Linked DNA regions of Homo sapiens: regions 1, 2, 3, 5, 6 and 7 are each linked to region 4. A link is a loop called in an ENCODE intact Hi-C map of the cell type or tissue named here. Cell type or tissue: PC-9. All regions are shown on one strand.

Evidence for each region. Peaks named below come from ENCODE experiments on the same cell type or tissue, not always from the same donor. Only the 100,000 strongest peaks of a DNase experiment are listed, where the experiment ranks them.
Region 1: it touches region 4 in a loop (6-fold over the local background); 3 of 110 quality-filtered maps call a loop at or near these places.
Region 2: it touches region 4 in a loop (6-fold over the local background); 24 of 110 quality-filtered maps call a loop at or near these places.
Region 3: a loop joins it to region 4, with 5 times the contacts of the local background. A loop is called at or near these places in 5 of 110 quality-filtered maps.
Region 5: it touches region 4 in a loop (22-fold over the local background); 4 of 110 quality-filtered maps call a loop at or near these places.
Region 6: a loop joins it to region 4, with 9 times the contacts of the local background. A loop is called at or near these places in 2 of 110 quality-filtered maps.
Region 7: it touches region 4 in a loop (5-fold over the local background); 8 of 110 quality-filtered maps call a loop at or near these places.

The regions. Positions count from the first base shown.
Region 1 is chr6:22,034,005-22,038,004 of GRCh38, forward strand. The region is part of intron 7 of CASC15 (cancer susceptibility 15); the gene reads left to right. Among named protein-coding and RNA genes, the nearest start is that of NBAT1, 110 kb to the right of the region's middle. RefSeq lists an enhancer at 3,616-3,725. In PC-9, no CTCF peak of the experiment used is centred here; a DNase peak (open chromatin) is centred at 2,477; H3K4me3 peaks cover 982 bases; H3K27ac peaks cover 990 bases.
Region 2 is chr6:21,587,821-21,591,820 of GRCh38, forward strand. No RefSeq gene overlaps it. Among named protein-coding and RNA genes, the nearest start is that of SOX4, 3.9 kb to the right of the region's middle. RefSeq lists enhancers at 1-617, 1,385-1,484, 1,495-1,544. In PC-9, a CTCF peak has its summit at 1,601 (motif pointing left); DNase peaks (open chromatin) are centred at 61, 1,171 and 1,591; H3K4me3 peaks cover 2,176 bases; H3K27ac peaks cover 1,647 bases.
Region 3 is chr6:22,904,440-22,908,439 of GRCh38, forward strand. No RefSeq gene overlaps it. Among named protein-coding and RNA genes, the nearest start is that of LINC03005, 190 kb to the left of the region's middle. In PC-9, CTCF peaks have their summits at 1,858 (motif pointing left) and 2,060; no DNase peak of the experiment used is centred here.
Region 4 is chr6:22,826,324-22,830,323 of GRCh38, forward strand. No RefSeq gene overlaps it. Among named protein-coding and RNA genes, the nearest start is that of LINC03005, 110 kb to the left of the region's middle. In PC-9, CTCF peaks have their summits at 2,337 (motif pointing left) and 2,539; DNase peaks (open chromatin) are centred at 828 and 1,958; H3K4me3 peaks cover 1,078 bases; H3K27ac peaks cover 3,314 bases.
Region 5 is chr6:20,873,922-20,877,921 of GRCh38, forward strand. All of the region lies in intron 9 of CDKAL1 (CDKAL1 threonylcarbamoyladenosine tRNA methylthiotransferase), which reads left to right. Among named protein-coding and RNA genes, the nearest start is that of CDKAL1, 340 kb to the left of the region's middle. RefSeq lists enhancers at 3,160-4,000, 3,703-3,932. In PC-9, a CTCF peak has its summit at 1,651 (motif pointing right); a DNase peak (open chromatin) is centred at 3,650; H3K4me3 peaks cover 801 bases; H3K27ac peaks cover 2,399 bases.
Region 6 is chr6:21,020,147-21,024,146 of GRCh38, forward strand. The region is part of intron 11 of CDKAL1 (CDKAL1 threonylcarbamoyladenosine tRNA methylthiotransferase); the gene reads left to right. Among named protein-coding and RNA genes, the nearest start is that of CDKAL1, 490 kb to the left of the region's middle. In PC-9, no CTCF peak of the experiment used is centred here; DNase peaks (open chromatin) are centred at 2,255 and 2,805; H3K27ac peaks cover 2,356 bases.
Region 7 is chr6:23,444,799-23,448,798 of GRCh38, forward strand. All of the region lies in intron 4 of LOC105374976 (a long non-coding RNA gene), which reads right to left. The region is part of intron 2 of LOC105374975 (a long non-coding RNA gene); the gene reads left to right. Among named protein-coding and RNA genes, the nearest start is that of NRSN1, 680 kb to the right of the region's middle. In PC-9, CTCF peaks have their summits at 1,798 (motif pointing left) and 2,007; no DNase peak of the experiment used is centred here.

The DNA of each region.
Region 1 (4,000 bases), 790 kb before region 4:
GTAGGATCTAGATGGGGCATGAGGAAAGAGAGGGCACTTAACAATTGGAATGAGAGTAAACAAAAGCCCTAAAACCTTTATTATTAGTAATAATGCTTGGTAGAAATGAATGGGGTATATACATGGGAAATGGTATATAACAAGGATGTCTAGGTGGGCAAGAGGAGGACATAGTTATTTCTTAGAAGGAAGTCAATGGGTGCTATGCATGGCCACCGACCATGAATTTCTACAGCTGCTTGCTGGATCCTGCTGAGTGGTTTTCCTCAGGACTGCTGCTGCCCCTGTGGCAGCCATGCCAGCTTCTCTCTTCTCCCTCCTGTTTAGCCTCCCACTGGGAAGAGCTGCTATGTAGAGACTTATTAAAATTTTCTCAAAGAGTGGCAGGATGCAGTGGCTCATGCCTGTAATCCTGAGGTGGGCGGATCACCTGAGGTCAGGAGTTCGAGACCATTGTGGTCAACATGATGAAACCCCCATCTCTACTAAAAATACAAAAATTAGCCAGACATGGTGGTGCACACCTGTAGTCCCAGCTACTTGGGAGGCTGAGGCAGGAGAATCGCTTGAACCCGGGAGGCTGAGGTTGCACTGAGCCAAGATCTTTACTGCACTGTAGCCTGGGCGACAGAGTGAGACTGTGTCTCAAAAAAAAAAAAAATTTTTTTTTTCTCAAAGAATTTTTCAAACACTATCTCATTGGATGCATGTGATAATCTTGGGCTGTGCTGTTACACCAATTTGCAAGTAGGAATCTGAGGTTCTTTGAGGCTAAGGAACTTTCCTGAAGCCACAAAACTGGTAAGCAGCAGAACTGGACTGTGAGGCTCTGGCCCAGATGTGGTCGGCGCTCTTTGTGGTCAGCCAGGCCACACCAGAGGCCATTTGCCTGCTTTTCTGTTCATTCATTCATTTTTGGTAAATCTTGTCTGACCATCTACTAAGCGCTGGGTCCCAAGTTAAGACAAAGGTAAACAAGGCCCTTTTCTTGCTTTCTGTTCCAGTTGGATAGGGATCAGAAAGGCAAAGCCGGCAGTTGCAGTCTCATGTGGTAAGGGCTGTAGGGAGATGCCCAGGGTGCTATGGCTACCCCTAGGAAGGACTTTAAGGGTGAAATTGTGCCAGGGGCTAAGGCTTCCTAGAGGAAGTGATAGCAGAGCTGAGGTACCAGGAAAGATTTAAATGTTCTTTACAGAAATCTGTAACATAAAAGGCGAGGCAAGAGAGAGGAATGGTACATTTGGGGAATTAAAAGTAGTTGAATTTGCCTGGAATGCGAAGGGCAAGTTGGGGAATGGTGGAAGATGAAGCTAAGGACACCTTAGCTTAAATCTACCGAGGCCAGATCGTGTGTAGTTGTGGAAACCATGGTTAAGAGATCTTCACTGCCCAGAGCACAGTGAGGAACTGTTGGAAAGGTTGGGAGCCTGAGAGTGACTTGATCAAATTTGCAGCCTAGAAGAATTCCTCTGGTGCAGTGGGAAGGATGGGCTCACTGTTGCAACAGTTATTGCAGTCTGTTAAAGTAGAGACATTAGCTGATAGCATAAGGTGCAATAGCATAAGGTGCGATAGCGTAAGGTGCTTTTCTCTTCTTCAGTCTCTGCAGTAGCATTCTGGAGGAATCCAAAGGCCTCTTCCAGAGCAAAGCTAAAAATGGTGGAGAAGGGAGAAGCGGAATTTGCTGTCTTCCATGATTTGGTTCCAAATACACAAGCCTTGTTCTGGTTCTTTTTAACATCTGTGTGTCTCAAGTCAGGAAAATGGCTTGAAAAGCCATAATATCATCATAGCCCTAGCGTTCAGATTACCTTCTTTCAATTAGCTAACCAAGATAAACTTCGATTTCATGAAAGTTGTGTACTTTATCTCCAAGTCATGTGACTAAAAAAGCCAACTCTTTTAAAAACATACATGTTTCTACACGTTTAGAATAATTTTAAAGTATCTATCTATAGCAAATATAATTTTAAACATCCATAAAACAAAAATATAGCTCAGGATCTTTTCATTAGGGTCTGGGTTCTCAAAGAGCACGTTGCAAGGTAAAGCAAAGAACCTTAGAGAAAATGTTAAGTGCTTCTGTCAGACAGAGTTTTCTCAAGTGGCTGAATGTTTGGACTCACAGAGCTGCTTTTTTTCTACGTAAAGAAAACTCTTCTCTTGTAGACCCCTCTACATTTTTCTCATAAGCAATTCTCTTTAGAGATTACTTCTCTAATTTATCCCTCCCTTCCCCTCCAAAAAGAGAGATGAGAGATTATCTCAAGGAGCTGGCAGGACAGAATCAAAAGCAGGGGGGTGTGGGTGTGGAATAAGTCAGTGCAGACCCAGGTCCTTGCCGTCGCTGGAGATCTCTGAACTTTGCCGCCTCCCTCTTTGCTGAGGTCCCTCAGGTGGCCTCATTGTTTCTATTACCTTGGTAGAAAGCCTGTGTGAAGTCCCTGCCTGCCTGGCAGTCTCGTTGCCATGGAAACTTCCATTCCGCACACCTGATTCACACATCACGCTTGGCTAAGTCCAGACAGAGGTCACAGACTGGCATTTGCCCTTTGTTTCCCCTTCTTGTGTTTTCCAGGCACTTAAAAATGGATATAGAAAGATGAGAGGGTGGGCAGTGTTGTGTGTAAGAACGCTTTGTTGTCAACTGTAGAAGTGTGTGAGGAAAAAAAAAACCAAAAAAAAAAAAAAAAACCAAAAAAAAACCTTGTAAATGGAAGAGCAGAGCAAATGGCAAAGTGTGCATATAGTTCTAACCTTCTCGTAAGAAAGCAAAGTTTGAATCCTGTAATGTGTCTGAAAGTGACTTTTTTTCTGGATTTCTAGGTGAGATTGGAAATGGGTATAATAGATTCCAGAGTCTGCGGCTCCACAGGGAGTTTTCTGTCCCCTTTCACCAAGTTGCTCTTACACTCTAGGATTGCAATGTGGGTTCAGGTAAACCATCCCTGACAGCTGTATGTTAAGAATCAAATTCTCTGATGTTGCTTTCTATACTGCAGCTTTACTTTTACATAAAGTGTAATACTTTAGAAAGCATAAATACTTTTGAGGAAATTATCCTTCGTTAGAGGTCAATACATTTGCTGGAGTAATTTTCTGTTTACCCTCTGATTTTTTCTTCTTCCTGTGTAACTTCTTTAATATATAACTTAGAGAAAAGGACCATGTAGGAAGGCAGATTATTAAAGTTCTTGCCCAACCAGAATTTCTCTTTCTTAGGTTGAGTCGTTTTCTTTTGATTCTTGTTTATAAGGCTGAGATTTAGAGATTAAAAAAAAAAAAAAAGACTTTCCAAGGGACATGGGACACGGCATTCAGCCCTCCTAAAACATTAAGTTGGCCAGGCGCGGTGGCTCACGCCTGTAATCCCAGCACTTTGGGAGGCCGAAGCGGGTGGATCACGAGGTCAGGAGTTTAAGACCAGCCTGGCCAACATGGTGAAACCCCGTCTCTACTAAAAATACAAAAATTAGCTGGGCATGGTGGTGTGTGCCTGTAATCCCAGTTACTTGGCAGGCTAAGGCAGGAGAATCGCTTGAACCCAGGAGGTGGAGGTTGCAGTGAGCTGAGATCATGCCACTGCACTCCAGCCTGGGCTACAGAGTAGACTCTGTGTTAAAAAAAAAAAAACGCAAACAAACAAACAAAAAAACCCACATTAGGTTTCAGACATTATGTGCAGTGCAGTTATCATGTCTTGGCAGTCGGGTTAGCTCGTGAGTTTCTGTTTGCTCTTACCTCCATTGACGCTTCTGTTTCTTCTCATTTGTCAATATTCCTCCTGTTTAGATGGCCTTGATTTACAAAATATGCCCTTACTACCAGCAGTCAACCAGACCTGGGTTTCAAATCTCATCTACCTTATGTCCTTGGATAAAATTATTAGCCTCCATTGTCTCATCTGTGAAATGGCGTTAATAATACAAAACTGCTGTAAAAAAATTGTAATTTTTACAGTAGATTGCAAGATACCTGCCACACAATATCTATTGTTACT
Region 2 (4,000 bases), 1.2 Mb before region 4:
CAAAGCGAGCCGAGACCTTCCGCAGAGCTTGGCTTCCTCGTAACTGCGCCCAGGGCGCAGCCTCTCCCTGTTAACTACCTGCCATATGTTCCCTTCTCTCAGACCCGAAACCGCCTCCTACAGGTGCTGGGGACTGAATCTGGAGCTTCGGGCGCGGCCCTTGACAAGGGCGCCTGGCACCCTGGGGCGCCTCCGTGGCCCTCGCAAACTCAGAGAGCCCCCACCGTCCAGTCTTTCCTGCACGAGCGAGGGATCGAGGGAAGGCGCCAATGCACGTCTGTCCCTCCGTGATCCGCGCAGAAGGGACGCTTGAAGACTGGGGTGCAATGAATTGTCGACTTCCCTCAGCTCTCAGCCCTTTTCCTCCCCCCGCGCGCCGTGCACGCGCAGCCTGCTCTGCCCTTCTGAAAGAGACGCTGCAGCTGCGCTCTCAATGGGGCCTCAGCCTGCGGGGTCCGGGGAGGGGATGAAGTGGGTGGTTGCCCAGCCGGTGTACGAAGGTCGTGTGCCTGCCGAAGAGTGGGTCCCACACGCACAGCGCGCGCCGTACCAACCAAGCAAGGCTCACAGAGAGCATTTAGTCGTCCAGAGCAAAGGATGCTGGGCACTCAAGAGAGCAGGGGGCCAAGTGGCTGTCAGTTCTGGTCAGTGACGGAACTGGACAGCATCTCCAAGGGCCAGGGGATGGGGTAGGAGGACGGAGGAGCCAAGCTCCTGGGAAACGACCCCCCCAACCTATCCGCGACCGGTTGCAAATTCAAAGGAGGGCTGGGAGCCCGCGAGGGTGCGGGAGGTGTCCTCGCTTGGGCTGCGTCTGCGCCCGCGTTTGTGTGTGTGTGCGCGCGCGTGTCTTCAGCTCCTTCCCCGGTCGTAAAACCTAAACGGAAGACGGGTGTTAAAATGCTGCTGACAGGATCGCCTGAAACATGTTTACAGTAGGAAGGACTTTCCTCCAGAAAGCACAGTCTGAGTCGATTCCAATTTATTTCCTCCCTGTAACTGTAAGCGAAAGGAGAGGTTCGGCTGCCGCGGCGGAGCGAGGCTGAGCACCATTAATCCTTGGCGAGCTTAAGCCAGGGAGAGCGCCGTGCCTGCGAGACCGAGTCGCTGCGCTCCGGAAGGCGTTCTGCCTGAAGGAAACCTCTTTTTTTTTTTTTTTTTTTTTTTTTTTTTTTGAGTAGGGAGTGGCCTTTGCACTGGAGTCCTTAAGTAAGGCGCGTCGTTTCTCTGCAGCCGCTCTCGGAAGCCGGAGAAACTGCATTCACTTTAGCAAGAAGACAGGGAAACTGAAATTGATAATCCCCCGAGTTGGGTTACCTGATCCAGACAGGAAGCTGGTCTAGGCTTCCCCCGTCACCCGGAGCTCCTGACAAGTGAGCAGGAGGCGGCGGGTGGTTGCCCTAAACTTTGATTTATGAAAAAAAATCAGAATTCATCGACATACCCTGTTACTCGTTGAGCGTTTAAGCCTCTAACTAAAGAAGGTACAGTGGTAGGGAGTGGTAGGGGGGTCGGGAGAGGAGGAAGGGGGAGAAGAAAGAAGACTGACTATCCCCACGATTTCCTACCTCGCCTCGCGGGCGCAGGGAGGCTCAGCGATGCCACCTGGCGGCTGCTTCTCCCCAGATTGGGAGCCGGCTGGCTGCAGACAAACCCAGGCTCTCCCCGGGTGCCGTGCCTCTGCCTCTAGAATAGAAGCAGAAGCCTGTATTCATGCTTGCAATCCAAGTGGCCCTGCAAACATTCGTCTTCTGCTTGTTTTCTTGAGAAAATCGAAGGAAAGGAATAATGAGTTGGCATTGGCATGAACAGCTTAAGCCTACTGTGTGCTAGTCACTGGTTATGAGAGGAAAATGGTACAATTGTTAGAAATGCAGGTTTCTTAACTCTTAGCTTATTCTAGTGATAAAAATAAATGCTAGGTTTCATTTACCCCAGAATCCTATTTTGATATTTTGCAAATATGAGTTATTTCCATATATTATTTTTCAATGCACGCACCCCCACCCCCATTACGCGCTGAGCCCAGTTACAATGCAATGTCATCAGCCCAAAAGGATGAAGTGCAAGTTATGTTTGTCTACTTGACTGAGAAGTAAATCAGCCTCACATGGAGGCTTCTTTTCCATAAAGTGTGGAACCAAAAAAACTGGCGCCTTTCAGTTGACAAAGGCCAATGACATCAGATTTCCCAGGGCTTCTTCCTTGTCAGGTAAAGTAACAACTACACAGTTTTTCCTCCTCTTTATTTTATTTGAACTGAATACTTGTCAGGTCTGACTAGCGCCTACAATCATAGTTTCTATAACCAAGGCAAGGCAAAATCTTGCAAATCAGTGCAAATCCAGATTTGTTAAACTAATTTCCATTCAGGTCCCTCCCTCCATGCCAAAGGAATATATTAAGCAGTGGAATAGAATCTTATTTCATCTATGCCCCATACCATTGTATGGATGTGAGATTTTATGTTGTGTAGATGTGTGAGAGCAGAAGAAATGCATTAGCAGATATTACACTTACATCTCAAATGGAATTCCATCATTTAAGGGAATAAAATAAAATACCTAATTCAAAATTGGAAATGTCTAACATCATTGCTAACAAAGACAGTTTATTATTCTAAACCAGGATTTTTTTTTTCTGCAAAATTATCTTGGCTTTCTCTTAATACAGCTAAAAGACTAGCATTAAGAATTACTTCATGTACTGCAAAGCCAGCAGAGGGAACACTGCGTACTGATTTAGTAGGGGCCACCAAATATCTGGTATTTGGGGAAAAAAATGTCAGTAATGGAGAACTGATTACAGAGCATATGAAGTTAGGGAATGAGAAGGGAGAAATCTTTTCTCATTATTTGGTATTGAGAGGTCCAACACATTCCAGTGTGCACACACTTAGTTGGTCACAAAGATGACTTTAATAAAAGGGCATTCGTCATATGTTTTCTTACATTCTAAGAGAACTAACCCATTAGAACAGATCTATTTCAGAAGTCTAGGCACTTGTGTAATATATAAATATATATGCAGTAATTATAAAGTCAATGGAAGTTACTGATACCATATTTCATCAAGTCTAAGAGGAAATTTTTCTTTTCATTTCAACTCTTCCTGAAATAAGGAGGCATCCTACATCTAGGGGGATATCACAGTTTCATTGGCAGCTTTCTTCCTTGGTGGAATGTAATATAATGGTGTGTCTTAAAATTTGTTGGATTTGTTGAAATACAGAAAATACATGTAACAAAAGAATGAGGCCAGTGGCTGTGTTTTAGTACACCCTTTAAAAAATCCATGTGTTTTAAGCAGAAACATATATGACTGCTTTAACTTCCACTCTTCCCTATCATATTCGATGATGGAAGCATAAATGACTGAGAAATATAATCAATAATGTTGATACTCAACTTGACTGAATTATCAAACTAGCTACACCCTCAAATCATTAGTTAGTACAAATTCAAAAATAAATATTCTTTTTTATTCTAGTGAAAATATTGATCTTATAGATAATAGCCCTCTTAAAATAATTTTTTTTTGTCAGATTGGTAACATTTAAGGATGTGTTTCTATGCACACCAGAGAAAATGTAGTATATAACACAGCAACACTGTTATGCAAAAAAGGTGCCTGTGTGTTTTTGGTTTGGGTTTTTCTTTTTTTAAGGATTTGTTTCTCCTTTTTTAAAAAAATTATGTAATACAAGTAGCTAATCGTCAAAAATTATTTGCTTTTACCCACAAAAACAGTTTTGCTTGTGGTTGATCCTTACAGATCCAGTCAGATGGCTACATAGGGTGTTCTTTCCAGTAAAATTCTAAGTCTGACAACCTGGGCCTATTGCCAGCCTACATACTTTAAAAGTTTGACAAGATACATAGAAATTTACTACCCAGCACTAGTTTAATCTGAATCAAAAGCCGACTTAATTATTTTGGATTGACTTTACCTAACCACTTATGGTTAGCCTGAAGAATATTAGTTTCCTATTATAGTGTTA
Region 3 (4,000 bases), 78 kb after region 4:
AAAAATTATTGATTTTGTCTTAGGAGAAAACTATGTGCATACCAGGCCCACAAAATTGACTGAATCAGCAGAATAACCTGTCTGGCTTCTGTGTATTGCAAGTTCATCATTACCTAAAAAATGGGCTCTTGTGAGCTGCCTGGGTTGGATCATTTTAATGATGTGTTACAAAATATATCTGAGTGGTTATAAACAATCTCCCTTTTGTTTAAGAGAAAGAAAAAGAGCACAAGAGCAAGTAAAACGCTTCCTGTTGCAAAGTGGTGATCACTCTTAAAAACAATTCACATACTTTTTACAATGCTCCTCTTTGACTAACCACCCGCAGCCACACGAGCTCACAGCAGGGTGTGTATACGTGCATGCACGTGTGTCTATTTCCCAAAAATTTTTTGAATTTGTCGTATTTCACTATAGGTCTAAAAAATTAGGATTCTTTAAAATGGGTTTAACTTACATTTTAATGCTGAAAATACACAAATGACCTGAAAAGACTTTAAGGAATGGAAATCTTTGCCTTGTCAGGTTTGATGTAGTGAAAAAGGCCCTGAATTCCCAGTTCTTTAGTTTATAAGCTATCTATGGGAAAATTGTTTAATAGGTAACAATAGAACATCCCATATATGTGGTGGGGTTCATGTAAAGTGTGTCTGGCATATCACAGGTATTCTACAAGAGTGGTTGGTTGAATCTGACCGACATTTATTTTCACTAAGAGAATCGACATAACAGTTCAGAGGGTTTCTCATCATTTGGGGCTCAAACCAAACAAATCATTAAAACATACAGACGCACACACATAGATACACAGATGACCTTAAGAAGAAAACTAAAGCAAAGGGCTCAATTTTAATTTGAGGAAAAAAGACATTCAAGACATGATTCAAGTGAATCATTAGGACCTTTGAATATAGGTCTTATTTTATAAGATGTTCTAGCAGCATGGCACGATGGTCTGTACTCAGACTTAGTTTCTCTTGCTCAAAGCTCTCCTTGGAGTAAAGTAAACCAAGAGACTGAGGCGTAAGCTTTATCTTTCTCGTCCTACTCTCCAACATAGCACGACAGTGAGGTGGGTGGCAGGGGGGTTTAGTTAGCAGAAAAAAGCACACTTTTATTTGCCTTTATTTGAACTTCAACTCTGCTGGGAGTGAGCACAGCGTCCACATTTATAGAGAAGAGCCAGAGTAGAGTTTTATTGCTAACAGTTTTGCATTCCACCTGCTTTAATATAAATGGGAGAAGAAGGCACATGCTAACTTTCTTTTTCACATTCGTTGAAGTTTCTGTTGGATCCCACACTTTCTGAATAAGGATTATTTTGACATGAGGTCCAACCTGAAATTTCACAAAAAGTCATTAACTGTTTCTCCCTTTTATGAATGAGGCAGTCAAAATATCAGGATATGAAGGAGATTCTATTTATTTATTTGATGGAGATTCTATTTTTTGATGCCAAGAACTTTAGAGGATCCCTTTTCTGGAACCAACCTCAGCTAATTCTGGTGTCAAGACTTTGCCAGGATAAGACTTACTCAAGTACTTTCAATAAAGAAACTACATTTGAATAAAGTGAAACTTTATGAAACTACAGTTTCTTTATTTCCAGTCTGTGAATTAACTGAAAAGATTGTTGAAGATCATTCATGAAATCCTTTTTTCTAACACTCAGTGAGTCTATGGAAGTAGATGCCCTGAGGCAAAAATTGAAAAGAAAGGGCCCAATCTACACAGAAGAAACTCTGTGGAAACAGACCCTACCACTCTACCACCGTGCTGTACTTGATACACACCAAGAGTCTTACTGAGGTCACACCCTTCACCAGGAATTTGAAAAGCAGTTCAAATTCCAAAGAAAATTCATTCTAGAGCTCCCTCCAGAGGTCATGATAATCTCCACTGCTGCAGGAATTCTGGGGAAGAGGCGGGAAAACAACACACACACACACACACACACCCCACACATACATACCACACACAAATACTCCACACACACTACCCACACCCACACATCACACACACACACACACCCCACACACACAAACCACACACACACACCACACACACCACGGAGACACACACACTAGACACACCTCTGTGCTCTACCATCTCTTTCTTCATTCCATTGCCTCCCTCTACTACTCATAAAAATGGCAAAACCTCTCACACAACTGGACAGAGGGTCCCAGCTGGGCAACTATGCCCATAGGGCAGCTTGTTCCCATTGGCTCTCAGAAGCCTGTTGCTGTCAAAGGCAGCTGAGTACCTAATGTGTATTATTCAAACAAACAAACAAACAAACAAAAAGTGAAGCTCCTAGCAATTGTGGCTTTCAGAACAGAACTCCTCAAACTCTAATGCACTCAGGAATCACCAGGGGATCTTGTTAGAAAGCAGATTCTGATGCATTAAGTTTGGGGTGAAGTCTGAGATTCTACATTTCAATAAGCTCCCAGGTGAGACAGACACCAATGATACTCAGACCACAGTTTATCATGGTTCTGAGTATGAAGATCTCAGCACCACCTCTGGTAGACCTTTTAGAGCTGGGTTCTTGGGGGAGCTATCTAATATCAATACTGTACCCAACAGATCTTCCTAAGATGTTTTCACCAGGAGTTACTAGCTTTACTATGGGAAGCAAGTCTATGCAACAGCAAATGGATTTCTACTTTGAGATTTTTTTTTTTAACACAAGATTTGCTGTGCCTTGAGGAACAGAGAGCACTGGTCCCCTGAGTCTTTGCTGGCTAAGTCCTCATGTTATCCAAGGGTCCTTTGCTGATGTTAGAGCATTAAGTCTTTTGAGCAGTCCTGGCAATGTTTAAGCTAGACAATTGGCTGATGCAGCCATTACCTGACTTACCTGCCTCTTTTTCAGAGGGTAAGTTCACAGAGGATACCAGGGCAGGTGATTCCCAGGAAGACACTAATTCCATCCTCACTCCCTACACACACTTTTCACCCAGCAGGCTTTTTATATGGTGACTGTTTTCCTCAAGAACCACAGCATACAGTATCGATAACCAAAGTCAGTGGACTTGAAGCTCCAGTATCTTCTAGACCAAATGTCGACACAATCTCAGTGGAGGATAAGCAGCATCTTCCACTGATGTTAGCTCCTCTACCCTTAGTCTTTGTCAACTGCTGACTCCCAGGTCTCTCTTCCACATTCACTGAAGACTTGACTCCTGTTTTGTGGCTTTTATCTTCCATCTGTATTGATACCACCCCTCACACACTTCTCCACTCATACCACATCTTTGGTTCTTGCTGCTGTTTTCCATAACATTTTTTCAAATAGTCATCACTCTCTTGGAGTCCCGTAGGGCTAGGATTTTGTTAAAATTAATCTTAACAAAAATTCTAGTCTCTTATTTCACTGAGAATAGCATGCTTCCCAATCATTCTTCCAAATTAATATATCTGCATCATTTTGCACCTGTTTCTCTTGTCCTTACATCTTAGGATGAGTTCCTCCTCCCTGCAAGGCTAATAGCTACACTTGAACCCTGATGCCATCAACGTCTTCCACTGAGGCTCACCAGTTATCTGCTCTTTTACCTAAAACAATAATTCTCTCCTTTGCTCTCTCATCTGGCTTGTTTCCTTCAGCATATAAATATACTTGAAACCTCTTACAATTTTGCCATGATTTTTCCTTTCAATGATTATACATTTCCCTCCTTCCTTGAATAACAAAGTTCCTAGAAAGAGTAGTCAGAACTTGAGGCTTCCAAGTCTTTAATTCTCATTCCATTTCTCATCAAATGCAAGGTGGTTTCAGTATCCATTATCCTACAGAGCCTGATCTTGTCAAGATCCTCAAAGATCCTAGCTGCTTAGTACAATGAATGCTTTTAAGGTAATACTTTGATCTTTCTGAAATGTTAACAGTATAAGTTCTTTCTATATGTTTGAATCTCTTCACTGTCTTCTAGTTTATCACTTTTTCCTGAATTTTCTGTTCTGTCCCTGACCACCTCATTATTGTTTAATT
Region 4 (4,000 bases):
AAAACAACCTCAGCAAATTTAGGTTTGCATTGTGCAAAAGGTAACAGTGTCATGTTACACTCCCACAATCCTTTTAGGAGCATTCAATATAGAATTATTATAAGTTGTAGATAACTTTTGGAGCAGTGTTAGACCCACGGCCTACCTATATGAGAATGTCCTTCCCTTTTGATGGAGGTTTGTTTCCAGGACTTGTATCCGTACCATGTGACTCCACTCCTGACCACAGTGCATTGGATCAGCTGGGCAAATAAGATTCTCCCTCTAGGAATTTTGGCATATAGATATAGCAACCCCAGTAAGTTTAGACTATTACCAGAGATGATGAAAATTGTCATATCTTAGTACAAAATGGTGTCATTCTTCAGAGAAAAATTATTCAGACCTAAAGATGAGAGAGCCTGAGCAAGTTAAGGAGAAGGAGGAAGAAAGAAAGAGAGAGACAGAAACAGGGACAGAGACTGAGGATGAATATTATGAGAGAGAGCCTAGATTACTAGTCGCTTTCCATTTCCTGGTTCTAAACCCACTGCTGAAATATGTTTAGCTTCTGGATTCACCCAGAATAAAAGTGCAAATGAATTGCACATTCAAAGCTCCCTCTTATGGACCAGTTCTGGCTAATATTAAATTACATCTTTAATGGGCCTTCCTCCTTCAACCCTACATTCCCAACATTCATAATTTTTTCCTCTGCTTTAGTAATTTTTCAACAAGTCATTTCCTACTTATCTGTAAAGATCTGGATCAAATATCACCTCCTCTGTGAAGTTTTATCAAATTCTGTTAGGCAAAGTTAGTCATTGCTGCACCTGTGTTTTCACAGTACTTTCCACATTCCCGAATTATAACTATTTGCTTATGAAACTCCCATCCATCAAACTAGAAGGACTTGTGGGTTCTTGAATCTCCAGCATCTAGCAGTTTCTGGCACACAGTGGGCTCTCAATAAATGTTTATTAAGTGAATGAATCGATGCAGCAATTACTTCCTCTATGATGTTTTAAAACAACAAGACACTCCCAAAATCCTGTGTCTGTCCTCAATCTTTTGAAGGGAACTTTCCCTTTATAAGCAACTATTAGCTTTCTTGCTCTCCATCCATACTTCTCTTGAGGCAGGCTCATTCTAGAACACTTACTATTCTATAACTCATATATTTTTCATAAGAAGTGACTCAATCCTGCTTATAGCTAGGGTTCATTAGCAAATGAGGCTTTCACACTGCAAATATCACTCCTAGAGTGAGTTTACACTTAGAGAAGACATACAGAAAAATTAATTGAAGAGCTTCAGAAATTACTATAATTTGGATTTATTCACAGGAGTTAGCCTACTTTACTGTTCAACGTAGAAAGATATGTTAGTTATACCATGAAACATCAAACTGATTTGAAGAAAAGTATAAATTATAATACAGAATTTTTTAAAGGCCTAAATAAGCCTATAGCATATCAGAGCAGCAAGTGAAACGACTCAGATATCCTAAGTCTCAGCAATGCTCTTTATCACTTTGGAATCCAAATTTCCAGTTTCACTATTGTGATTTCAGAGGGTAGCTACATAACTAAAACTCATATGCAGCACATGTAGCTACAGGGCTTCTGCTGTCTTCTTGTTTCAAAGAGGCATGAGCTGTTGGCTCACCAGATTTTTAAATATCTATTGAGGGAAACAGAGAAACAAAGCAAAGGGATTTTTTTTAACTGCATGTATATGTGTGTCTGTCTGTTTCTCTACTGTGTGGGTGTGTGTATGTATGCAAAATTATATGACATTATATACAAGTATATATCCACAATAATATATATGTATGTGTATGTATATGTGTATATGTATATAAGTCTGAAAGTGTTTTTTTTTATTTTTTCCTCCAACCCTTCATAAGGTGAAGTTTCATCAAATCACATCATGTGACTCTCCAGGAACCTCACTGAACGGGTCTGACTCATCGTCTGGGAATTTTAAATAGGCATGTGCTTCCATGAGAGTTAATACTTAAAAATACACGTACACACAAACTGGCAGTGAAAGAGAGAAAAAAAAAAACAAAACAAGTGAAACTTTTGCTTGGCACAAACGCTCAGGTCAGACACTGGCCACTCAATATTTCACAGTTAATTACCAGGTGGAGTTACCTTTAGAGTGAAGGTGGTGGCTCCGTGCTCAGGGGGCAGAGGCAGTAAATCTATATTTATATCATTAAGTCAGCCAGGTTGGATTAAGCAGTGAAAGGGACTGCCCCTGAAATCGCTGACCCTGATTCCCCTCTGTGATATAAAATTTTCCTGAGAACCGAGGGCTGTGTCTGCCCACTAGTGGTCAGGTGGCAGAGCTGGTGGGACCCAGACATTCCCTAGAGGATTTTATGCCAAGTTCTATCTGGATCAGTTGGGAATTGGCCCTGGCCACCCAGTCTGCTTTTTAAAAAGCATTTCGAGATCTATCAACTCAGCCCCATGAGATAAGTCAGTAAGAATAACACAGGCTATGTCAATCTTGAGGGAAGGTTTCTGTTTGCGATAGTTACCTTAAACTCTTATTAATGACGAGTAACTGCACTAGGAACTAACATTTCTAATCTATTACCAAAAGATCACCTGAGTCAGTAACACTCAGTAAAGACTAATCACTTTTTTCTTTCTCTTCCCAGACCTTCATAGAATACCACAACGACGTTTTTCTATTTGAAAACTACGAAATGTTCTTCCATTGTTAAAAGAATTAATTTGGAAAACTTTAAGTTAGAATTAAAAGTCTTTTACTCAATTGGCCCCAAACTATAATTTCCTCTTTATCTTTATTAAGTTCCTAAATGAAATCTGTATTCTAGCTAAACTCAAACACTATTGTTAGCTGACTTTTCAGTTTTTCCTCCATGCTTTACTCATGACTGCCTACTTGAAGCACTCACCATGTTCTAATACCTACCCACCTACCTACTTACCTATACAAATATTACCCTTGATTCAAAGCCAAATCCTACATCATCAAACTCTGAAATGCCTGAGATTAGCATGTACTAAGTATATGAAACTTCCTATAGCCTCCTTTCATTGCCATATTTGTATCTCAAGCAATAACTTAGATATATGTCATCTCTACAGGAATTATGTCATATACTCCTTTTAACCCTTATAATGTCCGGTAAAGTTTTTTGTTGTTGTTGTTGTTTTTATTTGTTTCTGGTTTTTACCTTGGAAAAGGGTGTCCACAAATATTTGTTGAAAGTAAAACACAGAGATAAATCTGTGATTAAATTTATCAGTCAAGACTCAAATCCAACACAGTTTTATTGTGGTCCAACGTAATAGCACCAATAACAAAGCTACCCCTCCATGGGTTTAGTTTTCTCTATAACTCCTAGGAACATTAATCTTGCATTGTGGGTAGAAAAAGGCTGTTGGGTGGCGTATTGACTCCCTGATAAAGTATAAATTTTCTTCAACCTTCACATGAGTGTTAGACTTCATGATATGCAGATTTTCTCAATTTTAGCACATTTTAAAATAAAAACTGTTTGTATGAAATACCATTGGAAAACTTAAATAAGTTTTAAGGAAATTCAAATCCATGAGCTCATCCTTTTCTTTCACCACTTCTTTGTCCAGTGACATTAGGAACAACCAGACCATCTCATTATATTCACTAGTTTTCAAAAAATGTTCAGTAGCATCATACATAAAGTTACTGAGTTCCTTGATTCTTTTAAGTGAGTGATTAAGAAGATCCAAAGCAGATATTTTGTGTATCTCTGTTACCAATTCATGCTATGGACTATCAATTCTCTCCTTACTACTGAAAATAGAGACATGAGCATCTTTAAATGTAAACATATTAGACAGCCAATTCTGGAAACGCTAGAACCAATTCCGAAAATGATTCCTGAAATTCTCTTCCTCTAGAATCACTCTTGGTATTAAAATGTCTGTATTTGTTAGGGTTCTCCAGAGAAACAGCCAATAGGAGATATATATGTGTGTGTGTGTGTGTGTGTGTG
Region 5 (4,000 bases), 2.0 Mb before region 4:
CTAACATTTGGAGGTTAAGGAGTAGTAGGGCAGGTCCGGAATTCTGTGTGGAAGGTGCTTAAGGGTGGCAGTCCCAGATGGGGGAGCTGTGGGTTTAAAACAAGCAGCCTGATTTTACTTAGAATTATGTTTGTTTGTACTGGCTTGAAGGACGTTGGGCCTGGGATATAGAAGTAAATAATTGGGGTTAGAGGTAGAGTTAGGGGGAGATGGCTAAAGCCCCATAAAAGCTACTCTTTGGTGCCCTCAACCATGGAAACAATGGAAATGGTATGGTAGATGATGAAATTGTATGGAGGAAATGGCATTTTTACATTGGGGGCTATTTATCCATGTTTCTAGATGAAAAGGAACAAGGAAATAGCAAGTTTTTTTGTTTGTTTGTTTGTTTTTTTTTTGAGATGGAGTCTCGCCCTGTCGTCCAGGCTGGATGATAGAGTGGTGTGATCTCAGCCCATTGCAACTTCCGCCTCCTGGGTTCAGGCGATTCTCCTGCCTCAGCCTTCCAAGTAGGTGTGATTACAGGTGCCCGCCACCACGCCTGGCTAATTTTTTTTTGTATTTTTATTTTATTTATTTGTTTGTTTGTTTGTTTATTTTTAAACTTTTTTTGAGATGGAGTCTCACTCTGTAACCGAGGCTGGAGTGCAGTGGTGTGATCTTGGCTCACTGCAACCTCCGCCTCCAGGTTCAAGCGATTCTCTTGCGGAGCTGGGATTACAGGCATAAGCCACCACACCCAGCTGATTTTCTGTATTTTTAGTGGAGATGGGGTTTCACCATGTTGGTCAGGCTGGTCTCGAACTCCGGGCATCAAGTGATCCGCCTACCTTGGCCTCCCAAAGTGCTGGGATTACAGACATGAGCCACCGTGCCAGGCCACAATATTTTAATATTCCTGAAAAGAGGCATCTTAATAGATGAGAGGGCGACTTCAGAAGAGATGGGAAAGGAAGGTAATGTTAGACAAACAAAAGATTAGGGACATTCCTACTCTGATACAAGAAGGAGCAAAGAGAGGTTGTGTCAAAAAACTTGAGATATTTTGAACTGATGGGAGGAGGGTTAAAGAGTTTCAGAATAAATAATGTCTAGCAGGCCGGCGCGGTGGCTCACGCCTGTAATCCCAGCACTTTGGGAGGCCGAGGCGGGTGGATCATGAGGTCAGGAGATCGAGACCATCCTGTCTAACAAGGTGAAACCCCGTCTCTACTAAAAATACAAAAAATTAGCCGGGCGCGGTGGCAGGCGCCTGTAGTCCCAGCTACTCGGGAGGCTGAGGCAGGAGAATGGCGTGAACCCGGGAAGCGGAGCTTGCAGTGAGCCGAGATTGCGCCACTGCAGTCCGCAGTCCGGCCTGGGCGACAGAGCGAGACTCCGTCTCAAAAAAAAAAAAAAAAAAAAAAAAAAGTCTAGCCCTTTTGATAAGTAGGTGGCAAGACATGCTTCCAAGTAAGCACTGAGCATTTGAAGAGATGGTTACATATGACTTGATCATTCTGTATCTTTGTAGACCTTTGAATTGATAAAAGAAAAAAAATAGTGCTTCCCACTCTTATAAAATGTTTCAGTATGTACAGTTATAATATTTCATGTTCACCATTGTCTCTGAGATGTGGGGAGGGGGGTTGGAAGATTGATTCCAGGAGAGGGCAGCAGCGCTGTAAGCATTTAATTTGGGTATATCCTTTCTCTGTTCCCTTGGCTTTTAAAAATTAAGTAATAATGTGTTCTCTGTCTCTATTACCTTCACTAATGAAAAAAAATAGGGTCTGTAAAGCTATTTAATAATCTTACAATTTATTAATTTATTAGTTTCACATTACTAAACATGGCAATTGTGGAAAATACAAAGCTACTGAAAATTATCCTCATATATAATAGATCTATTTGAAACATTTTGGTATGATTTAGACCCAGTTTTGTCCTGACTCTGTGTGTGATTTGTATAATAAGAAATTGAAAAAAAGGCTTACTAGCTTAAATAGCTTTAAAAATATAAACTGTGGGAACATAGGACTAATTGGGCTTGTTGAAAGAATTTTTAACAGATAAACATTAATTTTTATTAAGCACAGACCGAATTGAAAAAGGCTAAACTTACATGTTAAAATAATTTGGCAATCTAACTGCAGATTCAAAATTTCTGAAAATGTAAATAAATTAAAATGTAGGCAGTGTTTTACCATCTGTAATGAATTAGCATTCCATTTTTACCAGCTGCTGCTGGGGTTTTTGAAGCTGACTCAGGATCTGAGCACCCTGGTGGGTTTCTGCTGATAAATATAAGAACCTGTAGTTTAAAACTGGCAGAGCTGGACTGGGGATTAGAAAAGTCACTGCAACTTTAAGCAGCAGATTCTTTCACTTGGGGCAGGATGTAAGGGTGTACTTTCTCTAAAGATGCCGTCAGTACAAATGCGGAGGATAGATTACTACTGCTTGCTGCTAACATGACAGGACATTCAGGGTGCCACTACTGTTGAGTGTGGAGTCAGCCTTGGAGGAAAAAATCCCCAAAACCTTCTTTGGCAATTGTCTCTTATGTAGTGGACATATTTTAGGCAAAATGACAGCATTTGTGCATTGATGGGATTAATGCTTCATTCTAAGGATTAAATTCGTTAATATTTTTTCTTTGTGTACTTTTTTATTCCTAAAACTTTTATTTTGAGCATGCAGGAGACAGGGATTTCTTGGAAAGAATATGAATTTTGAAGTCAGGCAGACCTAGATATGAATGCAAATTCTGTTGCTTCTTAGCCACTTGTAACAGGCAGGCGTAGAATTCAGTGTGTAATCATTAAACATTTTGTTTTCTTTCCTCACATTGGTGAGGATAGTTTTCTTTTGAGTATTTGCTTTAGTGCCTTTAATTAATGAAAAACAACTAGTTAAAAGGTTGGCTAATTCCTTTATGATATACACACACACACGTACACACAGAGCTACCTATCTCCTCTCTTACTTTTTATTGTCAGTCTTTTTATTACAAATTAGTCTTCTACATATTATAAATTTAAATGCTAACTAGAACCAGCTAAAAAGTCAATACACTTGTTCAATCAACACTTTTATTTAACACATAGTATGTGCTGTGTATTGGAAGGTCTGGTGATGATGGTTCCAATTCTGGCCTTCTGAAGCTTATATTCTAAATGGAGGATGCTGTAGACTGCTGTGAATACGGTGGAATCAATAAGCATTTACATTGTGATGGGAAAGACTTTTGTGGTTAGGGAAGCATTCCTGCAGGCAGTGTTGTAAAATGTGGAGCACTTTACAAAAAATATGTTCATAATAGCAATTACGACTGAGGGATATGAAAACACCTCAACTGTTAAATAAGCATGGTGATTCTGACCTGGACAGATTTGTGAACGTCATCTACAAGTCTTTGCCATCTAATATCTGATGAGATTTAGGGATTTTTAGCCTAATATCTTGAAAGTATCCTTGGAGTTTTCAGATCCTCACTTTGTCCAAACTTGCTGTCCTGTTCCTGTTTTCACAGAAACTTCAGGTGTCCTCACAGGCTGACTAGGACCAAGGTATACCTATCTGACCATTATGCGGGCCAGTCTGAGGTCACTGCCCTGGGGCTGAGACCTGTGTCACTGATTTACTAGTGACTCACTGTGTATTACCGCAGCTGGCCCTTGACTCTGCTTCCTCAGCTGTAGTTCAGTATGAACTCAGAAAACTTGTTTGTGACCCGAAATTAGTTCTGTGTTCATTTCTTACTCTTACTCATGCACACATGACTCATGACTTAGTCCTTGTTTTAAACTTGTGCATTAGGGTAGCTCTGAATTATGTCCTCCTTCTCCTAGAAGCAGAACCTCTTATCCTGTTTTGACTTGGCCCTTGACTGCTTAAAATGTCTGTAGTTGGCTTTGTATGGTTATAATCCTAGCCCCTTAGGCTGGGAATTTTGGCCATCTGTGGTCTCTATTTCTAGCCTTAGCCCTAACCACCCCACTTCCTGCTGCTCCTGTCA
Region 6 (4,000 bases), 1.8 Mb before region 4:
ATGATTATGAGCATGTGGAATTAGACTGCAACTTAGAAGTCATAGTCTGGCTTCCTTCATTTTCATTTGCTTGGAGAAGTTATTTTTTTCTCCCTTTCACATGTATTTAATGGCGGGGGCAGTGTCTGGTTTTCCGTGGCACCACCTGGCTGCCATAAAAGGCTTGTTCACTCACAATGTTAGACAGAAATATATGTTGGTTATATTAGAAATAGTCCCATATCTTCAACTACTTTTAGCTGTTTTTGACAGAAAGGAACTCTGTTAGAGTTCACAGGTTCACAGGTACTATTACGTACTTCTGTCTTTTTTATTTTATTTATTTATTTATTTATTTTGAGATAGAGTTTCACTCTTATTGTCCAGGCTGGAGTGCAATGGCACTATCTTGGCTCACCACAACCTCTGCCTCCCAGGTTCAAGCGATTCTCCTGCCTCAGCCTCCTGAGTAGCTGGGATTACGGGCATGCACCACCACGCCCAGCTGATTTTGTATTTTTAGTAGAGACGGGGTTTCTCCATGTTGGTCAGGCTGGTCTCAGACTCCCTACCTCAGGTGATCTGCCTGCCTTGGCCTCCCAAAGTGCTGGAATTACAGGCGTGAGCCACCGTGCCTGGCCTTTTTTCCTTTTTTTTTTTTTTTTTTAAGAGATAGGGTCTCATTATGTTTCCTAGGCTTATCTTGAACTCCTGGGCTCAAGCGATCCTTTTGTCTCAGCCTCCCAAGTAGCTGGCATTACAGATGTGTGTGTGTGTGCCACGGTACCTGACACAGGTACTATTATGTAAGTAAGAATGAAGAGCCAGAGAAAGAATGCTAAAGCAAGTATCTTATGAACCCAGCCACTTAGTTACAGAGATACTGAAGTGAGGTACTGTCAGGATTTTCTTCCAAGCAAGAACTGTATGGGAGTAATCAAAATCACAATACTGATGATAGAAAATTTAATGTAGTCCAGTAATTGAGAGCACAGGCATAGGGCCAGTTAAACTGATATACAGATTAGATAGATAGACTAAATCCTATCTTTGTGGTATGTGGACCAAATTACTTAACTTCTCTTACCTTGATTTGCTTTTCTGTAAAAATGAGGATAATTACATCCTTTCTTTAAGGTTTTTTTTGAGAATTGAGATAATATGTGTTAAGATGGGCTTAATACAGTCCCTGGTAGGCACTCCTTAAATGATTGCTGCTACTTTTTTATGTATTCAAAGCAATATTAATAACAAAACAACCACAATACAGAACACAATCAATAAATGATACCTAAAAAATAAAGACAAGAATTTGTTGCAGATTAAGTGAAAGACAGCCCATTTAATCTAAAATGCACACAAAAATATGAAGGAAAAAAAACATTGAAAATATTTTATTTTCTTTCTACAGCTTTTTTAATAAAATGCCCCTAAGTTGAACGTACAGTTCAGTGGGCAGAACTCACCCAAAAGATTGAGAAAGCAGAGGGTAAATATGTAATAGTTACATATTAATTGATATCAACTAATGTCTCTAAGAACGATGCCATCCTTTGGGGTTGTCAAAGTTGAAATTAAAGATACATTTTTTCAAAACCAGAGTTTTCGTCACCATTTGTACACCTTTCTTTATTTACCTCACCTAAGGTAGCACCCCACACACTAATTCAACCCCCATAGTGCCATCCGTCCGGACATTTCAGTTGCTTCTCTAATAAATGTCTACTTTCCTGGGACACCTTATGGTCCTTGTTGCTGGTGGTTAGTTTTGTATGAAGTCATTGTCTTTGAAGTGTTGTTGGTTGATAATGCGTGGGAACTTATCTTTCTTAAATATAATTTACCTTTGGCTGGGGTATTTAATGTCTTAAAGCAAAAGAAGAAACAACAGAATAGGTCAGGAACTCTGAAGGGCCAATGTTTGAGATCTTGTTTTGGAAGGAATTTCAGCAACGGTAGCTGGGCAGAAGGCTGACCCACCAACATATTTTAGCAAAGCTACAAGGATTTGGAATGATAGTGGCCCCCAGCATGGCCTCCTACTTTGCAGGTCCCGAGGTATGAAATTAAGTTACATTTAAAAATCAGAATTAGTTCTCTAATCTTCAGATAGTGTTAAACCTTAACTCATTCCACTGTTTGGTTATAAATAAATAAACATAACATTTGTCCCAAGTTGTTCTACAGGTTCACGCCTAGCCATAGAGTTAACTTTGAGCATTATTTGCAGTGCAGGGGGTAAATTATCTTCAAAACGCTCATGGATTGGCTGCTGCCCAGAGTCCTGAGAGATGTAATCAGTTTCAGTTAATTCTAAACAATAGATTGTGGCAGGAACTCAGCTAAGTGGCGGGTTGACTGCACCCAAACTGTTGATTTAAGTTGTCAAGAGAGCTTGACTCATGCTTAGACTTGACAACAGTTTGGGTCAGCTGGCTTAGCTGTAAACCATTACCAGTAAACTCTGCTCCTTTTGTGTGTGAGGAGGGAAGGGGGATGGCCCTTCTGGTCACGGTCTCCCTCCCTGAGCTCACTGCAGACTCCACGGCCTGGCTGGGAGGCTCTTTGTGACTTTTACTGTGCTCAGACTTCAGTCTCTTCATCCCTGTCATGCGCATCAGTGGGTTTCTAGCCACAGGCCTGAGGAACTGCCAATATAGTATGTGCTTTGTGTACTTTCTATTCATTTCTAACTTTTGTTGGTGATGTTTAACAGGAAGTGCGTTACTATTCACTGTACCGTAATCCATATCTGTACAGCACTTAATGCTGTTCACAGAGAACTCATATTGTCCAATATATTTTAGGCTAGGGCAGGGCAGGAATTACATTGCATCAGCATTAATCATCCTTGTTACCTTTTGATGAGATCATTCAGGTTAAATACTGGTTGGAAGAGTGATCTAAAGTTGAAGGCATGAGGATAAATGTAGGAAAAACATTAGCAGTTTGCTTAATGTAAGTTTTTTTTTTAAGTTTGAAGATAAATGTTTCTCAATTGATAATTTTTTTTTTTTACCATTAGCCTTTGAACATTAGTAGTAACAATTTATTTTTATTTAAAGTTTGTCCACACATGCAAATGGAAACATGTTACCCCTTGGATACTAGCTTAAATTTATTTACTCCGAGGTGATTTAAAGTCCACATATAGGTATGCTTGTTTCAGCAGGTCAGATTTAAGGATACCTTAATTTAGTGATGAGGTACTCTGAAGGTCTGAACTTGAGAAGGTGATCCAAGGTGACTATAACCTTACACTTCCTGTTAGTACCTGGCTCAGAGTCTCAGGAGACTTTGAGGGCAGTGTTTTGATATGAATTGCCTTTGTGTTCTTTCTGTAAATTAGTTTTTGGTATGGAAAGCCAGAAAGCTCAAGTCCTTTAAGTACATAAGTCAAGCGGCTTTTTTTTTCCATACCCCTGTCAAACATTGTACACTTATCGCTTTCCTTTTATAATTTTGAAAGTCTCCAAATCATTAAATGATATGCTTCTCAGTTGTGGATGGTTCCATTTTCTAATGACTATTTTGTCTTCTAGAGAATGTCTGCTAAAATTCTTCCTGATTTTTATTTTACTTTCCAATGTGGTTTTCATTTATCTTAGAACAGTGTGCAAACTTTCACTGAGAATAGAAACAATAAACAGAATGGCACAATATATTTTTATTTACTATAGATCATATCCATTTAGCTTTTTCATGGCCCTTTCATCATTTTCTATTGTGCCATTCACTTTAGTGGGTACGTTAGTTACTCACATGGTGTGACCTGGGAAAGGAACATTACAGTTGTTTTTCTTTGGTTTACATAATGTCATCAAATGAGGGGAAACTGTCCTTGGCTGAAGAAAGTTTCATGAATTTTAATGTGTACCATTTCCTTTGTTATTAATTTGTAAATAAATATATGATAGAGAGTAAAATAATGAAAGATTTTGGCAATTATATTTTAGCCAAGAAAATAATGAGAAATACCTATTTTCTTGCATCTCACATTAACATCTGTTAGGTTACACTT
Region 7 (4,000 bases), 620 kb after region 4:
TTAAAATTATCTACAGACAATGTACCTCCTTATTGCCTGTACTGGGGTGTCCCACTCCTCCCAACCTCCCCACCATATGCCACTGCCCATGTAATGCTAGAAGAGGTCAGGACCTCAATATCATGTCCCATGATTACTTGAGCAAGCCAGTCTACATCTTCTGTATAACACAGGAGAACCCAAGGGTGACACATAAACAATGGGCCCACTATGGGTGACAAAGATATGGAATTCTACAATATTTAACATATAAGTTTTAAAAACATTTAGAAATAATTTTCCATGAGAATTTCTACAGTAAACATTCTAAGATTTCAGTATTTTCTTCTGAGTCACACTAATTATTGAGTCTGCTTTACTCTGGACATTGGAATATATGGAAACATTATTGGCGAGGGGTAGAAGGCAAGGAGCAGTTGTCACCGGGAAAGGTTAATTGTGTATTTCTCTTAGTGGAATGATTTAGAGAGTTTAGGAAAAGAGCATGTGAATATAGCAACCTCCCTACCGTATACACTGTTTCTGATCAAAATTAATGAGTTGTGATCAAGTCAGATAAATGAATAGCTAACTAATTTTTTTTTAAAGTTCTTCACTGTTCCCTCCAAGTTGGAAAATGCATCTACTTAAGTACACCAACACAATCCAAGAAACTGTCAGCAGGGATTATCAGGGCAGCCTCTTAAGATTTGACCCATTGCCCAGGAGTCCACACATGACCTTGATCTCCCCGGTCAAACAATGTCTATAAATAATGCACTAAGCATTTTCACATGTGGGGTGAGCAACATTCTTCATATTTGCTCATGAATTCACATTGCTTCTTATGACGCTGCTTCAGTTTTCTGTGTAGTTATCTTTAAAAGGTTGATTACATGCTTTCCTTTAAAATGAGAGCATTGTGTCTGTGAATTTCAATATAAAGCCTAGGGCTGTGAACTGGAAGAGGAAAAAAAATAATAACATTCCAGTAACATCAAGTTAAATGTTTGATGAGTTTGTTTTGATAAAAACAGTTTATGTTTTTACTACTTTACATGTAAAATGAATGATTGCCAATCAGAATAGAGCCATTATTTTTGCATCTCGTTCTTAGATGGTTCTCAGTAGGGCATTCTGGAAGTCTGGATTAGCTGTCCAAGAATATTTTACAGAAGCTAAATTTGTCTCCTTCCAAATCATCTGCAAACCTCCAGGTTTACACAAAAACAATGAAAAGGGTTCTTCATTGTATTAGGAGCTTTTGAGTTGGTTTTGTTTTCCTTCCAGTTATTCTACTCCCTGTTAGTGGGCAATATACATAGGGCTGTGAGCTTTCATCTGACCATCTCCGTCTAGAAAATCCAGGTTAATGTTGCATAAAAGCATAGCCAATCTGCTGGAAGAAACATAGGATTTCAGAAAAGAATAAGCTAATGGCATGACTGAATTCTTTTCTTTTCTCAGAAATACACTTTTACCTTACCACTTAAGCTTAGACTTTTGGCTCTAACAAATTTTCTTTTGTAATGAAACTATATCTATCTGAAAAACAACCATAACAAACAAAGAAACAAAACAGAGACTGGCCCCCGTACCCGCTACACACAAAAAAACTCACAATGCCTGAATTTTCTATATCATTTAACACATTTTTTTCATTACCAGCTTTAATTGTATATCAGCTTTTCTGAATGAACCTTGTACAAAATGAAGGGATTTTATTTGCATGTTTTATTCCATATTGCTATGGACAAGAAAAGATTGTAATGGGGGAGGGAAGATGTAAAATGGACTCTTCAAACTGGGGTATTACTGCCATCTAGTGTGATGCACTGTAACCCAGAGGGGAAGGAAAAGATGATCTGAGACAATCCAATCTGAAATTGTAGGAGTTTGAGGGAGGGAAGAGAGCACTTCTCCGAAGAAATAGCCACCACCCTCCCGCATTCACCATGTAATGAATTCTTTCTCTACAAAAGCATTAGTATGTGGTCAAACAATACAAAGCAGTCTGTTTTGCCCAGCAAAATGGAGAAACCCTGGTCAATTCTAAAAGCAAGTTCTTTATGAGAAGGCACGTCCCAACTGTAAAGGTTGTTAAACGGCAGGAATGATTTATTCAAAGGAGGGATGGCCATATCCTTTGAAAACAGTCCAGATAGCCATATGTCTACTGCTTTCTGTAAGGACAGTCACGTTTGCACAGAGACAGGCAGACAGTCTTGATGGCATCTTTGTTCCCTTTCAAGCTTTCTGATTATATATAACAAAAATAATATTTGTTATTTATGCCCATAAGTGGTTCATAATATATGTGTTGCCCACAGAAATATTATATTACTGAAGCCCCACCATGTAGGATTGTAAAAATTAAACCTAATCACAAACATGGGGCAAGATACATGAAATTCTAGCCCAATACATGTATTTATTTTTGCTTCACATGGCACAAGATATATATATATATATATTACATATATATATATAAGGACGGAGCGATGAGGGGAGTAGTATCTTCTTTCTGTAACCCTCCATAGTCCTCCTCCCCTGCCAAAGTTTTGTTTGGTTCTGGCACAGATTCAGTGAGGTATTAGCTGGTACCTTTGTAGCTAATAGCCAGCACTGATTCTTCCATTCACCATAGGACAATTCTTCAATTCTTTATTTCACTAACTGTAACTCCCACTACCCCCACTAACATACACGCATTATCATTCCCATCCTGCGGGGGTTTGTGATTTTAGAAGCTAAGGACTTTGGTGCCCTGGTTATATTTGAAATCTGTGACTTTAAAAGCTCAAAAGGCAGAAACCTGCAGGGATAATGAGAGCTAATTTAAAGAATCATAAGTATAAAATCTAAGCTCAGAGGAATTTTAAGTCATTACCTATGTCAAAGTAACCTAGAACTGCAGGCTATTTTTGCTGGTTTCAAAAGTGACCTGTAGCTCCAGGTGTCTTGAATTAAAAAAAAAAAAAAAAAAAATCACTCTGTCCTACCCTGGGCTCAGGACACATTGAAGGAGTAAATGCATTGCCAGCCAGGCACCAGGTAGAGAAAATGGAACTAGGAGGAAGTGCCAACATCATAGCCCAGGCTGGCAGAATTTCCAGCTTCTCAGGAAATCTTTTGGACAGAAAAGTGTTAATGGGCTAGAGTAGGTTTCTCAGGTTTTTGTAGCCATCTGTGTTTGAGAGGGGACTTCTGGTAAACTTTCTGCTGGTGTTCTCTTTGCCTGTGCACAAGAAAAGCAATAGTGGGAGGTTAATGCATATTTTATCACATTCATACAAATTGGGGATCAGATTTAACTGGTTCTACATATTATTTTCAGGAGCCAAATAAGGATTAAGCTCCTTTTCACTGGGCAAGGAGAGAGAGGCACAGAGAACTGTTAAGTCTCAGGTCCATGCAACCTAAGGACCTGCTCTTTAAACAGAAATAAGTGTGCCGCAGAGTTGAATATAAAGGCAAATCTATTAATTCATCATTAAACATAGATCAGGAATCAATAACATTTTCATCCTAGCTATGGCAGGATTAAAGTCTGCTTGCCTCATTAGAGACCATAGAATTGAAAACTGAGCTTGCGTAAAAACATTTCACCCCTCCTTTTTCTTCCACCAAAGTCTGAACTCCCCAGCCTCCTCACCTCATTTTTTCCTGCTGCTCTGTATTTGTCTGTTTGCATCTGACATGAATAATGCTGCAACCTGGAGAACATGCGGCCCTCTGGTAAGGCACTCACCCAGCTTTTCTAGGATTAATCACAGACTAAAACACTAAATAACATACTGATATATTAACTCCATTAAAATCTAATTCAGTGGCAATAACTTTTAGAAAGCCAACAAAGGGCTTATGAAGAACAAAGTGAGAAAAGACCAAAAAAGGTAAATCAGTGCTCTAACTGAAAGTAAATCAGAATCAAAGACAAGAGTATGAATTAAAAGAGGCCCGGATGGAGTCCCAATCTGTACTACAAACCCATATATTCTTGCAAGATTTATCCTTGAAT